Regions from separate parts of the Homo sapiens genome. Here region 1 is linked to region 2. Evidence: chromatin loops called from intact Hi-C (ENCODE). Cell type or tissue: IMR-90. All regions are shown on one strand. Each heading gives the region's core, and the rest is flanking DNA. Links, peaks and the distances in the headings are about the cores only.

Region 1 (8,349 bases), core at 141-8,140, 58 kb after region 2:
TTTAGGTTTGTTTTGATACCAACAGGAATCTTTTTTCAAAGTCTGAATCTCATTAGAAAAGGCATGAAAATACACTGAAAGGCATTTATAGATTTAAAAAGATGTTAGAGGGCTTGAGGAACTTATAGACAAACATTATTATTTTGAAAAGAAAATTGGCCAAAACCTTTTGAAATGCTAACCTCAAAGAGAGAAATGAGTAATGTTAGTTAAGAGTTTTGATTCTAATCAACCTAAATGCCCATCAATGATAGACTAAATAAAAAAAAGTGCTACATATATATACCATGGAATACCATGTAGCCATAAAAGTAATGAGATGGTGTCCTTTGCAGGGACATAGATGGAGCTGGAGGTCATTATCATTAGCAAACTAATGCAGGAACAGAAAACCAAATACCACATGTTCTCATTTATAAGTGGGAGCTAAATCCTAAGAACACATGGACACATAGATGGGAGCAACACACACTGGGTCCTATCAGAAGGTGGAGGGTAGGAGGAGGGAGAGAGGATCAAGAAAAATAACTGTTGGTACTAGGCTTAGTACCAACAGTTGAAATAATCTGTTCAACAACCCCCCGTGACACAAGTTTACATACATAACAAGTTTACGTATATAACCAACCTGCACATGTACCCATGAACTCGAATTAAAGTTAAAAAGGAATTTTGATTCTTAAGAAAGTGGGAGAAAAGTTAACGAGATTAAAATATTGATGAAATACTTTGAAAAGATATTATATAAATATGTATTGTTTTTCTGTGTCTAAACTTCTTAAAACTAGAAATAGTTTAATATTAGAAATTTCCTAAAATATTAATGATACACCACAACACTCTGTTGAGTATTTTTTTTTCCAATTTATACCCAGTTTAAAGAAATCATGGTTTCTACTTTGTACTTAGAAAACTACCTCTTTTTATCTAATCCATTATATGTAGTCAAACTAAGTGTGTCAAATGCACATTTATAGTGCATTTGCACTATAGTCAAATGCACATTTGACACATTTAAGTGTGTCAAATTCACTTTGTGGGCAAAATAAAGTATGGGAATGGTGTGTTTTTCTCCTGACACAGATCACTACTTCTTCATGATAGACACAATCATTTCTTGTGTCTTATTTATCTGCCTTTCTTTCACCTGCATGATTTTTTTTTATTTCTGATAAAATTACATTTTTTAATTATTGAAATGTTTATCAACATATCTGTTCTGATCCAGAGCAAAGATATGGATGCTCATAAGTTTCTTATAGCAGAGAAATTACAACGGTTTGTGGGGAGGGGGTTACTAATAGCAGCTTCTGGAACAACTGCAAAGGCATTATAGGAGGTGGGGAAAACCACGGTTAAGGCAGGCTCTAGATCTTTTATTTATGTATGGTTCTAGAGGTTCTGATCCATTGGGCAGAAAAGCAATGAAATAAAAACATTAAGAGAGAGATACAGAGGTAGGTGTGTGGTGGGTGTGAGGAGGAGAACCAGATGGATGATGGTTCAGGCACAAATTTGAAAATGTATTTGAATTTCAAATCCAAATACATTCCCCTAATATGAAGAAAAATCTATTTACATTAAAAAAATATCTGTAAGAATATGCAACACATCTATTTCTTTCCTTCCAAATCAAGTAGTACCTAAAGGACCCAGCAAATAAGGAACAATGCGTCTATTTTTAGAGAAGTATATTTTCCGAGTTTGTTCCTTGCCAATCCAGTATTCCATACTTTTCACTCTGACTTAAGGTATCTGCAACCACATTCTTGTCATCCAGACGATGGCATGGTGATATTTTCTCAAAGCCTTGGTTTAATTACTTGATTAGTTGTTACCTACTCACACATTGGGCTTTTCTCACGTTTTCTTTTGTTTCAGAAAATGTATTTTAATGTAAAACATACCAGGCTATTCTTTGGTATGACACCTGACGGGAAGCTTGGATCAGGTTGAGTATGGCAGAAAGTCTCATGCATCATTCCTGTGCCTAAGTGACAATCTCAGTTGAGACCTTCAGGTTTTCCCACCTTATCTATCTCAACGACTGGGTTCCTTTCCACTTTGCCATTCCTCATCCCTCCACTGACTGCCATATTGATTTTTCAAAATGTAAATATAATTATGTCACTCATCTTCCAAAAGTTCTTAAGTAATTGCTTATAACCCACAATATGATAGAAAAACTGAGAGTGGTGTAGAGGATCCTTTAGGCCTTGGGCCTGCCTACCTGCTCAGCATTATCTGCTCTACCCTCATTAACCCCCTCTGCACTGGCTATACTGAGAAATTTGGTATCCCCCAAAGTTATCATGACATGCTGCCCTTTTGGCTGGCCAGCTCTTGCTACCTGCTGCAAGAGAACAGCTACTCTCCCTTCAAGTCCAAATGTTATCTATCCTGTTGAATGAGAAATATCATTAAACACATCTTTTTCCCTTCTGTGGCATCTTGTGTGTAATTCAGAACACCAGTCATTGTTGTCTTGAAATTCTTCTAATCCAGCACTTTCACATAGGGGTCTTTCAATAATTCCTTGCTGAAATAAAGAATAAATGAAAAATAAACAGGTGCTTAGCAAATATTAAGAACATCAGAAGTTTTGTTGCTATCTTGTACCAAGTTGCTGGAAACGTTTGAGATCACATATAATATAATCAATATCTGCATATGGCTGGAAATTTCACTACCAGATTGTCATCCTACGACGAAACATTTTTTGAAAAAGATTGTCTATGTCAGATACACCTTAGTTTGAAAGCATTTTAAACTTAATTAATCTAACTTCTATATTATATTCATGAGAAAAATCAAGTTCAGGAAGGTGAAAGCAATTCACTGTGACACAGCTGAAATTAAAGGTGGGGCAGAACTAAACCAAGGTATACAGATATTCAGGCAATCATCATAATAAAAAATGAGGTCTTTATTATGAAAACAAATAGATGAAAAAAATTACAAACGGGTTCTTATTTTTATTCACCTAACTTATATAGTCATTAAATGTCTATTGTCGCTATGTTCAGGACACCATGCTACCTACTATGAATGTTACGGTGTTATGGATACAAAACAAATAGCACATAGATTCTTCACTTAAAAAATTCATGTTTCACCTCTCGTCTCCTTTCTCTCTCCCTTCCACTATCCTTCCTCTCTACCTAAGAACACTTCATAGTGTCCTAAGTTGGACCTTCAGCTAAATGATTTAAGTAAATTTAATGGTGGAAAAAATAAATAAGCACAGCACAGAGAATCCTTATAGTCAGGCTGTGGATCAGATTCTATCTCTAAGCTCTGAGGCCTTAATAAGTCAATTTATTTTTATGAGCTTTGGTTTATAACTCTGAGGGGTCACAGTGATCTCTGCTTGTCTCTGCCACAGGCTACTTTGAAAAGAAATGATGGAAATGCTTCATTTCAAAGCATTGGCTTTGGCGTCAAAGAAGCTGGTTTTGAATCTCTGCTCTGTTACTTATTAGCTGTATGAGTGTCTCTTCATGTTGAAAATGGGTTATATTTTCCACCTTATCATTGTTAGGATTACCAATATCGTAAGTAAGGATAAAGGTCTGATGTTTAGGACAGTCTCAATTAATATAAATCTTACTCATTTTAGGAATGTTTGGGAGAACTTTATCAGTCCTAAAGTTCTGTAGACACCTTAGAAATTATTTCTCCCCAGACACATACTATCTAAAGCCTGCCATTGACGAGATGGCTGGCCGAGTTGCATTAGTCTGGATATTGGTGGTCTTATGATTTCCTTCCAGAATCCACATCTTAACTACAAAGATCAGCAATAATGCTGGGTGCACATAAATGGCCTAGGAGCCTGAGGCTATGTGAAATGAGGACTACTCTGGAGTAAATTGTCATGTTCAAAAAGTAAATAATGAGTCAGACCATGCCTAATTCCACAGGAAAGAGATTAGTTGCAGCAAAAAACATGTGGAGTTAATTTAGTTAGAAAAGAAAAAATTAACATCTTGAATTCCACACAAAGACTCGTACTCCTTGGAGTTTGTGGGATTATTTACAGAGCCCCGCTGTAACCCTGCATAAACGTAGTAGGTAGGTTATAAAGCAGCAAATCAAGGATGACTATTGTTCTATTGTTACAGTGAAGGTTTCTGTTTTATATACATTATAAACCTTATTCCACATATGTAGCCTTTACTGATATGGGACCTAGGGACTTTTGAGGGAATTGAAACAAGAAGTGAGATTTACATAATGCTCTCTCGAGTTCCATTTTGGCTAAATTTTAAGACATGATTTAAAAATAATGTATACTTGGAACGAGTCAGAAGAGAGCGCTTGTTTCTACAATGTGGACGTCAGCTGTAGCTTGCATAATATAAATCTTTTATTAATTCAGTGTCCCAATTGACTGCTAAATTTTGTCATTCAGAACTTGAAGTTGCTTTCAAGTTTGCTTTTTGGGATAGTTCCTGCAATTACTATGAATTTTCATAGTTGTATAGATCCTTGGCTTCATCACTTTTACTTTCTTTTGTATTTGATGCAGGAAGAATAGAATTTGCTTCTGGCTGATTCCATCTGTAGACTTGTCCCTAAGCCTCTGTTTTATTCTGCCATGTTCTTGGACTTTTCTTTCTCTCCAGCCTTAGATAAAAGGCATCTTTTCCCAAGTGCCATTTTCAGTGTTGTTGTTGTTGTTGTTGTTTTAAAGAACTTTCTGCAAATGGTTGTCAAAGGATCTTCTATGACACAACACTGGAACAGACAAAAGAAGCAGTACTTCAGAAATAACCAAATCATCACTATTATGCACTAATCTAGCTCATCTAGCAAAAGAATTACATAGGACCGGGCGTGGTGGCTCACGCCTGTAATGCCAGGACTTTGGGAGGCCGAGGCGGGCCGATCATCTGAGATCGGGAGTTCAAGACCAGCCTGACCAACATGGAGAAACCCCATCTCTACTAAAAATACAAAATTAGCCAGGCTTGGTGGCACATCCCTGTAATCCCAGCTACTCGGGAGGCTGAGGCAGGAGAATCGCTTGAACCCGGGGAGGCAGAGGTTGCAGTGAACTGAGATCGCGCCATTGCACTCCAGCCTGGCAACGAGAGCAAAACTCTGTCTCAAAATAGAAAAAAAAAGAAAAAAAAAAAAAAGAAAAGAAAAAGCAAAAGAGTTACATAAAGAGATTGTCTAATTTATTATATTTCCCAGGGTTTTCTCCATAGCTGAAGACCCTTGCATTTTCTTATAATAAATCCAAGGTAGTAAAATCCTCCTTTACTTGAATTATTTTGTTGTTCTTCAGTAATACATTTGGCATTCGTAAAATGCTTTTTTTTGCAAACACTTTGAAATTAATTTTTTTTTTTTGAACAGAGTCTTGCTCTGTTGCCCAGACTGGAGTACAGTGGTGCAATCTCAGCTCACTGTAAGCTCCGCCTCCCGGGTTCACGCCATTCTCCTGCCTCAGCCTCCCGAGTAGCTGGGACTACAGGCACCTGCCACCACACCCGGCTAATTTTTTGTATTTTTAGTAGAGATGGGGTTTCACGATGTTAGCCAGGATGGTCTCGATCTCCTGACCACGTGATCTGCCCACTTCGGCCTCCCAAAGTGCTGGGATTACAGGCATGAGCCACTGCACCTGGCCTGAAATTAATTTTGTTTTAATCAAGTAATGTATTTTTTAAGGTATTAAAACTTTAGATGCATATTATTTTTTCTTAAATTCCTGAAGTTTAAAATGGAAAGATTTTACAAAAGTGGATTAAAATTTCGTTATATAATGCTATATGTTTACATAAATATTATTTGCAGCCATATACACACACACTATATACATGTACACATATACATTAATTAACGATTTAAATTCTCACAATCCAAAATAAATGGTTCTAGATTCATAATTATGTCAGTCACAATAATCTTTATGTTTTCTGTTTTCTCCAAATTCTCAAATAATACTTTAAAAATTACTACTTTTTTTTTTTTTTTTTTTTTTTAAGACAGAGTCTCACTCTGTCACCCAGGCTGGAGTGCAGTGGTGCGATCTCAGCTCACTGCAACCTTAGCCTCCTGGGTTCAAGCGAGTCTCCTGCTTCAGCCTCCCGAGTAGCTGTGATTACAGGCTCGTGCCACCACGCCTGGCTAATTTTTTTTTAATTTTTATTTTTAGTAGAGACGGGGTTTCACCCTGTTAGCCAGGAAGGTCTTGATCCCCTGATCTCATGATCTGCCTGCCTTGGCCTCCGAAAGTGATGGGATTACAGGCGTGAGCCACAGCACCTGGCTAAAAATTTCTACTTTTTTATTAGTGCTATGTAACAGGCAATACATCATGTGCTTTTCACATATTCATTCATTCATTCTTCACAATAATTCTCAGTCATATGAACTATTATTCCTATTAATACCAAGCTGAGAGACAAAGTAACTCAACTTCCTACAGCTTTTGAGAGGCAGAGAGGAATTATATTCTGTCCTTTATCTTAACCACTACATTGACCATTTTGTTTATCACATTAACTTTTATTATAATCAAAGGGATGTAATGAAAAACACCTTAAGAAACTCAAATACAACACAATCGTAGTAAGCCCATAGAGTATACATCAGTAATACAGAAGGAATAAAGGACAGTAAAATATAGCTATTTTTTATTCTAAGCAAATGATGGAAAAACACTATTTCATGAAATAGAAACATTGGGTTGAGATTAATAATTTGAAATATGGAAAGCTTATTGGTATATTTTCAAATAGCAGTTAAGATCTAGGCAGAAAAATAAAACCACTTTAGGTTTTTCAAACTGAGGTTATTTGATACAGGAATTGGGGAAAAGACTTGAGAGCGGGGCCACCCAGAAATCAGCAACAACAAGGAAGCTGTTAACATCACACCTGAAGGTCAGTGAGAGCAGGTGTTGTTACCATTGGAATCCAGAAATCATGGCTGCCTCCCAGCTGCTTGTAAATAGGAGTGATGGGCTGGAGAAAAGAGCTAGAGGCACAGAGGAAGCAGCTACAACCAGAGACATCACAGGAAGAAGAGAGAAAGGGAAATGCCCTATCTCCTGCCTCTAGAATTACAATCATTGCATCCAGCCTTCTGTTTCAGATCCAACCTGGAAACCTGACGCCAAGGGCTTCATAAACAATGTAAGTTCCTGAAAAATGCAGTAAAGCTAAAGATGGGCACAATGTAGATCTGAGAGAAGGCAGTTCAGTTATCCTCCCTCCTCCACAGTTCACCAAAATGTAACGGGGTGAATTTGGATAAATCGTCAAACTACTGTGAAACTGCTTCTTTATGTAGAAAATAAAAATATTAGATGCTACCCCTGCCTCATAGGAATATTGAGTGAAGCAAATGAGATGATTGGTATGAATGCTTTGTCTATGTGGCAAGGCTCAATAAAAATATAAACTTTTACCATGTTGGTATTTAATAAAGTACAACAGTTCTTGTTCTATTGATTAAAGAACTCTAGCAACAATTGCAACTGGCGAGAGCTTTTATTGATCATTTTATAACAATTTTTAAAGGTATAATTATCTTTTTTTAACTTTTATTTTAAGTTCAGGGCTACATGTGTAGTTTTGTTACATAAGGCAACTTGTGTCATGAGGGTTTGTTGTACAGGTTATTTATCACCCAGGTATTAAGCCTAGTACCCATTAGTTATTTTTCTTGATCCTCTCTCTCCTCCCATCCTCCACCCTCCAATAAGCCCAGTGTGTGTTGCTCCCCACTATGTGTCCATGTATTTTCATTACTTAGCTCCCACTTATAAGTGAGAACATATGGTATTTAGTTTTCTGTTCCTGTGAGTTTCTGAGACTACTGACCTCCAGCTCCAGCCATACCCCTTTAAAGACATGATCTCATTCATTTCTGTGGTTGTGTAGTATTCCATGGTGTATATGTATAAATCAATAAGTTGTAGATTTTAAAATAACTTCATGAGCTTATATACCTACAAAAATATATGATTATTTTTATTTTCAATTTTTGTGAGTACATAGTAGGTGTATGTATTTATAGGATGAATTAAATGTTTTGATGAAAAACATGAAAAACACGAAATGTTTTAATATAGACATGCAATATGAAATAAGCACATCATGGAGAATGGTGTATCCATCCCCTCAAGCATTAATCTTTTGAGTTGCAAGCAATACAATCACACTCTTTAAGTTATATTAAAATCTACAATTATTATTGACTGTAGTCACCCTATTGTGCTATCAAATAATAGGTCTTATTCATTCTTTCTACCTATTTTCTTTGTACCCATTAACCATCCCAAACTTTTCCCCAACCCCTCACTACCCTTCCCAGCCTCTAGAAACCATC
Region 2 (8,349 bases), core at 62-8,061:
TGGTTTCTTGAGTGTTCAACATTTATGTTCTAATTTATTTCTCAGTGGAACAGATATTGCTCATCTTTTGGATTTAAAGCTTTTTGGAGTAAGTGACATCAGAAAATGGGTTTCCTTTTCTGTTATCTTTAAGGAAGGATAATTATCATGTAATATATGATGTGTTTATGGTTTTCTGTGGATGTTATCTAACCTAAAACATGAGTGATCAGCAAGAAGAAAAGCAGATGGTGAAGTATCTGGTTTGTGTCTGAGAGCAAGTATATCAGAGGGCTATAAAGTCTTGAAGTGTGGGCCACTTGTCATGCTCACTGGCATTTGGAAAAGAGGCCCTTTAAACCTGAAATCATTAACAGGCATTTATTTGGGAAGTTTGAGAGTAGAAAATATATGACAAAAATATTATCTTTCTCGTGCCTTTCATTTGGATTGTTTTGCATTTAATATACACACACACATACACACTGAGATAACAATACAGAGACTGCAATGAATTGATTATACCAAATTTAAAATATAGGACATTTAAACTTTAGTTACCATGAATTACAAGTTTTATAGAAATTAATGTGGAATTTTGTTTTTAAAGTTCATATGGATTTCACTTTGTCGTTACATTTTTAAGTTCTTTGGACTGGAACTGTGTTTTATAGACTTTGGCATAGAACTCTCCATGAGCACATAGCTCTGACCCAATTTCAACATTGAATTATAATGATATTTGTCTGTCTGCCCTCTCACTATGAACGCTTGAGAGTTTAATCTCTGTCTCGTTGTATCCTGATGCCTTTTGCATGCCATGGTTCATAGTGTCTTCAATAAGCGTTTTAATTAAAAAATAGGTGTTTATACAATTATTATAAATAAATGCATACTAAACAAATATATCAAGGGTTACCTTGTAATTTACAAGGTATTTTTCATTTCTTATAGTATCCGGAGTGAGAATATGTAGGCTACATTTTAACTGCCCTTTTTGCAGTGCTTTTATCATATCAAATTCTAAAATAAACCTGAAATCCATTGTTTAATAGTTACATTAAGCTTTATATATGTTTACATATGTTACCAAGTCAGTGGGTATTTATAGAGCTATTAATTCATTAAAAAGTGCGTTTATAATTTTATTTTTAACAATAATATATTGTAAATATGAACTTTCTTCAGTACATTTCTTATGAAGAGTGAGTAAACTGAATCTTATCGCAACTTCATATTTAAAGTTGAGCTATCTTAAAACTACTATATCGCTAAATATAGCAACAGGAGACATCATTACCACCTGTGGCCTTTAACTGAAGATACTAGTGAATTCAAACTGTGGAGCTGAACTTATATCTGATCAAAATGATTACATTCTGTCTCAAAATGCCTTCCCGGATGACACTCCCAGATGATCTGCAGTATCTTCCAAGAGTTGTTTGCTAATTGAGGTATCTTACATGCATTTACATGCCCAAATATTTAATAAACTTCCTGATTATTTTTAAATGTGTATGCACCCATGTAATCACCACTCAGAGCAAGGCATAGAATATTTTAAATATCTTAGAGGGCTCCCATGTGTTCCTTCCTACTCAGTACTCCTCTCCAGAGTAGCTACTTCCTGGCCAACATAGTGAAACCCTGTCTCTACTAAAAATACAAAAATTAACTGGGCGTGGTGGCAGGCCTGTAGTCTCAACTACTTGGGAGGCTGAGGCAGGAGAATCACTTGAACCTGGGAGGCAGAGGTTGCAGTGAGCCGAGACCGCGCCACTGCACTCCAGCCTGGTGACAGAGCGAGACTCCATCTGAAAAAAAAAAAAAAAAAAGAATTAATCCATCCAGCTGTATGCAGCAATAGTTCATTCTTTCCCGTTTTCTGCTTTAAATTTCATTCTATACTACCAACGTGTGCCACAATATATTTACTTATCATATTATTCATGGATATTTGGGATGTTTCCAGTTTTGTACACAATGAATAAACTCTATTATGAGCATTCTTGTGCATATATTTTGTTGAATGTTAAGTACTCATTTTGTTTAGGGACATACTCAAAAGTGAAATAGCCAGGACATAGAAAATAATACCAAAATTTTTTTTCAAAGTGATTGTATCAGTTTATCCTCTCATGAGCACTGTAAGAATTCTAGTTGTTTCATATCGTTGTTGACACTTGATATTGCGAGTTTTATTTTAGTCTTTTTTGTGGATGTATCTTAGTATGTCGCTGTGGGTGTATTTTGCATTTTTCTGATGACTAATTATGTTGATTACCTTTTGCCTGCTTTCTGGTTTTATGATATCTCATTTTGTGCAGTGCTTGTTCAAATTTTCCATCTCTTAACTGGATTTTTTTTGTCTTTTTCTTATTTACTTACAAGAGCCCTCTATGTATTCTAGATACTATTTCTTTGTTGAATTTATACATTGCAAATACTTTCTCCTAGTCTGTCATTTTTCTTTTCACTTTTTAAATGGTGATTTTCAGTGAACAGAATTTAATCCTAATTAAGATCAGTTACTGATAATTGTAATGAGGGCCAATTTATCAATCTTCTAAAAAATGTATGTATGTCATATTTAGAAATCTTTGTCTATTCATATATATGGATGTCTTTAAAAATACAGTAATATCTGGCTGGGTGCAGCAGCCCACGCCTGTAATCCCAGCACTTTGGGAGGGCGAGGCAGGTGAATTACCTAGGATCAAGAGTTCAGGACCAGACTAGCAAACATGGTGAAACCCCATCTCTACTAAAAAAAAAAAAAAAAAGAATAAAACAAAAACAAAAACAAACAAACAAAAAACCCCCACAAAAATTAGCACAATGAGGTGGGCCTGTAGTTTCACCTACTTGGAGGCTGAGGCAGGAAAATTGCTTGAACCCGGGAGGCAGAGGTTGCAATCAGCCGAGATTGCGCCACTGCACTCCAACTTGGGGACAGAGCAAGACTCTGTCTCAAAAACAAAACAGAATAGACCCCAAAACCAAAACAAACAAACAAAAAAATACAGGAATATACAATTGGCCCAGTACAATGTTTGCATATATGCCTCATGAAGAAATCAAATATTAATACATGCAACAACATAAATGAGTTTATAAAGAATTATACTAAGTTAAAGGAGGCAGCGTAAAAGACTACATACTGAATAATTTCATTTCTTTGTAATTCTAGAAAGGGAAAAACCAGGATTTTAAAATATAGGGCAGTGCTTTTCAGGGACCAAAGTATGAGAGAGGGGAGGGATTGCAAAGGGCCATGTAAGAACTTTTTGGAGTGATAGGGATATGCTGTATCATGTTACAGTGTAGGCTGCATGACTGTATACATTAGTTAAGACTTTGAACTATGCATTTAAAATTGGTACATTTTATTTTAAAGCAGCAGTACTTGCTAAAGAACAGTCCAGGGCATGTTACTTTATTATATTTTCTAATCTTTGAGTATTTTTTTAACATCCAATTTAAACTGGAGTAAGTATCAAATATAGAATAAATATCACTATTGCCAACAATTAACCTAAGGAATGAGAAAGTTAAGGTTGTCTAGGATAACACAGCTAATAAGTGGCAAAACTGTGAATTTGAACCTGGATATATCTTACACAAAGGACTCATGTCATTGATTACTAGGTGATTTTTGCAAATAGGTTTTGTACCTTGATGGATACATTTTTCACATCATTCTATTTGTAAAAATAAACTATTATTCATATAGCATAGAAAAATGACTTAGTTCCCTCGTATCAGACAGTAAATATTGTGGAATTTTAGCTGGGCAAAGAACAAGAATGTTGAGGGATTAAATATCTGCTTTTTTGGATCCATGAAATTTGTTGTTCAGATAGACTATTTTGATTTGTTTTGTGTGTTAAATAACCTTAAGCCTCTTTAATGTGGATTCACCTAATTTAAACAACAGTTGATTTTTTGAAAGTCATCAGCATTTTTCAATTCAAAATAGCTATACTAGTAAAAGTTATAATGTCCATATAATAATTTCTTTATCTCCTAAACCTCTTAATGTCTACAAAAATATGTGCTCTACCTATAATTATAGCAAGACTATCTCTAGTCAGTTGTAAACTCATCAGTAGTGTTGCTGCAGGACTAAGAATCAATGTATCTTTTGAAAATTATAAATCACATATTTAAAATTGGCATAAAACTTTTTTTTTCTATTTCTAAAAGCCTGATACCATGTTAAAGATGTGTGATTGTGAGGTAGGTTTCTATTTTTTATTTTTCCCTTCCCTGACTTACATGCAATATTTGTTTTTATTATATAATTTTTATTTATATATATTTATTTTATTATTATATTTTAGAGACAGGGCCTTGCTCTGGCACCAAGGCTGGAGTGCAGTGGCACTACTATAGCTCACTGTGACCTGGAACAACTGAGCTCAAGCAATCTTGCTGTCTAAGACTACAGATATGCACTGCCAGATCCGGCTAATGAAAAAAAAAGTTCGTTTTTGTTTTTGTTTTTTTGTAGAGATGTGGTCTTTCTATGTTGCCCAGATTGGTTCTGAACTCCTGGCCCTAAGTGATCCTCCCATCTAAGCCTCCCAAAGCAGTTTTTGTTTGCTTTTTTTTTTTTTTTTAACTGAAAAGGACCTGCCTAAGTTTCTTCCAAGTCTCAAGGGAAAGTTTTATTGCTGAATAACAAACACTTCAAGTATTAACCTATAACTATGTCTGTTTCTTGTTTTTTTTATCTTTTTTTTTTTTCTGACATAGGGTCTTGCTTTGTTGTCCAGGCTGGAGTGCAGTGGCCTAATCTCTGCTCACTGCAACCTCTCCCTCCTAGTTGAAGCGATTCTCCTGCCACAGCCTCACAGGTAGCTGGGATTAAAGGCACCTGCCACCATGGCTGGCTGTAAAACTATTTTTTTAATGGCTTAGTTACATAAACTGTTTTTAAATAGTTGTAACCAAAGTTTTTTTTTAAATTTTATTTGTATAGGAAAAAAGCTAGTGCATTGTATCTGGATTTTATTTGCTAAATATATTAAAGAGTAATGTTAGAATTATATATTTTAAATATTTATTAGAAAGCATTTATTGAGTGTTTATGACACTTTTTCAAAAACATATTGTCATGGTTAATTTTAAGTGTCAACCTGGCCAGGTTATGTTGCCCAGTGTTTGGTTAAGCACCATCTAGTTATTGCTGTGGATATTTTTTAGATATGATTGACATTTAAATCAGTAGACTTTGAGTAAAGTGGATTCCCCTACGTAATGTGGGTGGGTCTCCTATAATTATTTGAAGGCCCCAAGAGCAAAAACAGGATTCCTGAATGAGGAATTCTCCTTCAGAATGAAATAATACAAATTCTCCTTGTGTTCTAGCCTGCTGCCCTTTGGAATTTACACCCAAGGTTGCCACATCAACTCTTACCTGAAGTTTTAGCTTTCTGACCTGCTCTACAGATGACAGGCTTGCTGGCCCCTACAATCACATGAGCCAATTTCTTAAAATAAATCAGTCTTCAGGCCGGGTGTGGTGGCTCACCCTGGTAATCCCAGCACTTTGGGAGGCCAAGGTGGGCAGATCACCTGAGGTCGGGAGTTCGAGACCAGCCTGACCAACATGGAGAAAGCCCATCTCTACTAAAAATACAAAAAAATTAGCCGGGCATGGTGACACATGCCTGTAATTCCAGCTACTCGGGAGGCTGAGGCAGGAGAATGACAAATCCAGGAGGTGGAGGTTGCAGTGAGCCGAGATCGCGCCACTGCACTCCAGCACTCCAGCCTGGGCAACAGAGCGAGACTCTCTCAAACAAACAAACAAAAAGTTAGTGACGGATAGCTTAGATCAGCTGCTGTAGCTGAAGTGAAGAATTTCTTTCCATGTTTCTATGGGTGATTTTCCTAGAGTTCATATTTTGGAGTCTCCATATATTATATGTATGTAAATATGAGGTTGTGGCTATAAGGACAAAACACCAAAGATGTTTATAGGATAACAATAAATCTAGAGGAGCAAAACAAGAGTCTTGGAAGTCATTGGTGGCACAACTCACCTGTTTCATGGGGTTTTAGGACCAAACCATATTGGTATGAGCCACGTGAATTTGTCTGAATGTTCTTCTACATCTGTCTTGGAAAGCTTCAGCAATGATGGGTGTTGAATTGGAGATTTGTGGCTATACCACGAATGTCTTCTACCAGAGACATGACTAAAACCAAAAATAAAAAATATACCTTATTTAGTTACTTGCAAGAAATCAAAAATTGGACTCATAGACAATTCTTCTTGAATTTAATGTGATCTTAAATGTCACCTTTTTGCTTTCATAAAACTACAGCAATGCCATTTTGACAGTTCTCACAGGAACTCACTAGTTATCCATCTTCCAATTGCCACACACAGAAAAGGAAATATCCACTGGAAATGAACCTGATCATCTGGTCACCTCTTTATTTAAAAAACATCAAACAACTGTTAAAAGAAAAACTTCAGCTGAATTAAATTTAAAGGAGTTGAATTGAGCAATGAATGATTTGCGAATGGCGCAACCCCCCGAATCACAGCAGATTCAGAGAGACTCCAGGGATGCTCGTGATCGGAGCAAATTTGTAGACAAGAAAAGGGAGGTGATGGACAGAAATTGGCAGTAAGGTACAGAAACAGCGGGATTGGTTACAGGTTGGCGTTTGCCTTATTCGAACACAGTTTGAACACTCAGCAGTCTATGAGTGGTTGAAGTATGGCTGCTGGGATGGGCTAAGACTCAGCTATTGTTATAGGCGCATACTCCTAAGTTAGGTTTTCAATCTTTTCTGCCTGTTAAGCTAGGTTACAGTTTGTCCACAAGGACTCAAATATAGAAATACAGACTCTTTCTCAGGGCATATTAGTTTGCTTTAACACAACAAAACCAAATAATAATAAATAACAGCAACAAATGTAGATGTTCTTAACATTCCCAAAGCTGTTGATATAATTAAATCATCTTTTGAAATTATTGAAATTATTATTATTTTTTTAAATTTATTTTTATTTATTAATTTTTTTTGAGACAGAGTCTTGCTCTGTCGCCCAGGCTGGAGTGCAGTGGCGCGATCTCGGCTCACTGCAAGCTCAGCCTCCCGAGTAGCTGGGACTACAGGCGCCCGCCAATGCGCCTGGCTATTTTTTTTTTCACCTTGTTAGCCAGGATGGTCTCGATCTCCCGACCTCGTGATCCGATCGCCTGCTCCTCCCAAAATGCTGGGATTACAGGTGTGAGCCACCGAGCCCGGCCTGAAATTATTTAAATTATTGACTGAGGTTGTTGGTTTTTCAAAGTAAATGTATCGGCTTAGTGGATTCTTATTTCTCTGAAAAAGCAGTAATTTGGGGCATTATGTTTTCTAAAATGAAAAAAACTGGATTTTGTGTTCCTAGTCATACTTCAGTGCTTATTTTGATTTTTAAATAAATACACCATCTGGAAGTTGATGGAGTCAAAAGAAAAAGTTTAATGACTAAAGGCAAATCAAATATATTCATCAGATATTATGATATTGCTATAGGAAAAAGTTTATAATATATATTTAGGTTTATTTCAACTGAGAAAAGAGTGACTGCCTATGCTTCTAGATTACTTACTACTAAAAAGTTTCATAGAAAAAAATAGCTGTTATTTAAATCAACATGACTCAAATCCAATTTCTTTTAGTCAACTTTATTAATGCGTTTCAAAAAAAAAGTAAATCGTTGACCAATTCTTGGGAAATTAATGAGTCTGTTGACAACAATTGATTTCAAAACAATCCCAATTCACTCATCAGCCAACTGACAGGAACTAATTCAAGTACCCTGGTATTTGAGGATTTGAGAAAAGGTTTGGAAAATTTTATTGAACTTTGTATTTCCTTTACCCTTTTCTTATTCTTTAAAGCACTGAAAATTTTTGTTAGATGCCAAATTCTTGGGGAAAAATTCACTTTTTATTACACATGCACACGATTTCTAATCAACTTGAGCCCTTTAGGGATTGCTATGTTTATAAATAAAAATGAAACCATCATTGCAGCTCACTCTTCTTTTCCATGATGTGTAACTTTTTGTTTCTTGGCTACAATTAATAACAATTCACTCAGGCTTCTCTTATGTAACTGTCATTTTATTGAACTAATGACTCAGAAAGTTTTCTCTTTATGTGGTGAGGTTTAATTCTGCTTGATTAGTTCCTTTACAAAGATTCCTTTGAAGGTTTGAATGTTCTCCTATAAATCATAATCTTAAAAAAACTCTGCTGATCAATCATAAAACAGAAATCTAGATTATCAATAGACTATTGAAATGATGATTTAATTTTATTCAACTTTAATGATCTTAGTATATTTTGGTGATCA

Evidence for each region. Hi-C counts contacts between places; a loop is a spot of excess contacts. Peaks named below come from ENCODE experiments on the same cell type or tissue, not always from the same donor. Only the 100,000 strongest peaks of a DNase experiment are listed, where the experiment ranks them.
Region 1: a loop joins it to region 2, with 3 times the contacts of the local background. A loop is called at or near these places in 1 of 110 quality-filtered maps.

What each region holds. Positions count from the first base shown.
Region 1 is chr21:28,203,518-28,211,866 of GRCh38, reverse strand. All of the region lies in intron 3 of LINC01695 (long intergenic non-protein coding RNA 1695), which reads left to right. Among named protein-coding and RNA genes, the nearest start is that of LINC01695, 21 kb to the left of the region's middle. In IMR-90, for the core only: no CTCF peak of the experiment used is centred there; a DNase peak (open chromatin) is centred at 3,906; H3K27ac peaks cover 1,966 bases.
Region 2 is chr21:28,261,219-28,269,567 of GRCh38, reverse strand. No RefSeq gene overlaps it. Among named protein-coding and RNA genes, the nearest start is that of LINC01695, 37 kb to the right of the region's middle. In IMR-90, for the core only: no CTCF peak of the experiment used is centred there; no DNase peak of the experiment used is centred there; H3K27ac peaks cover 138 bases.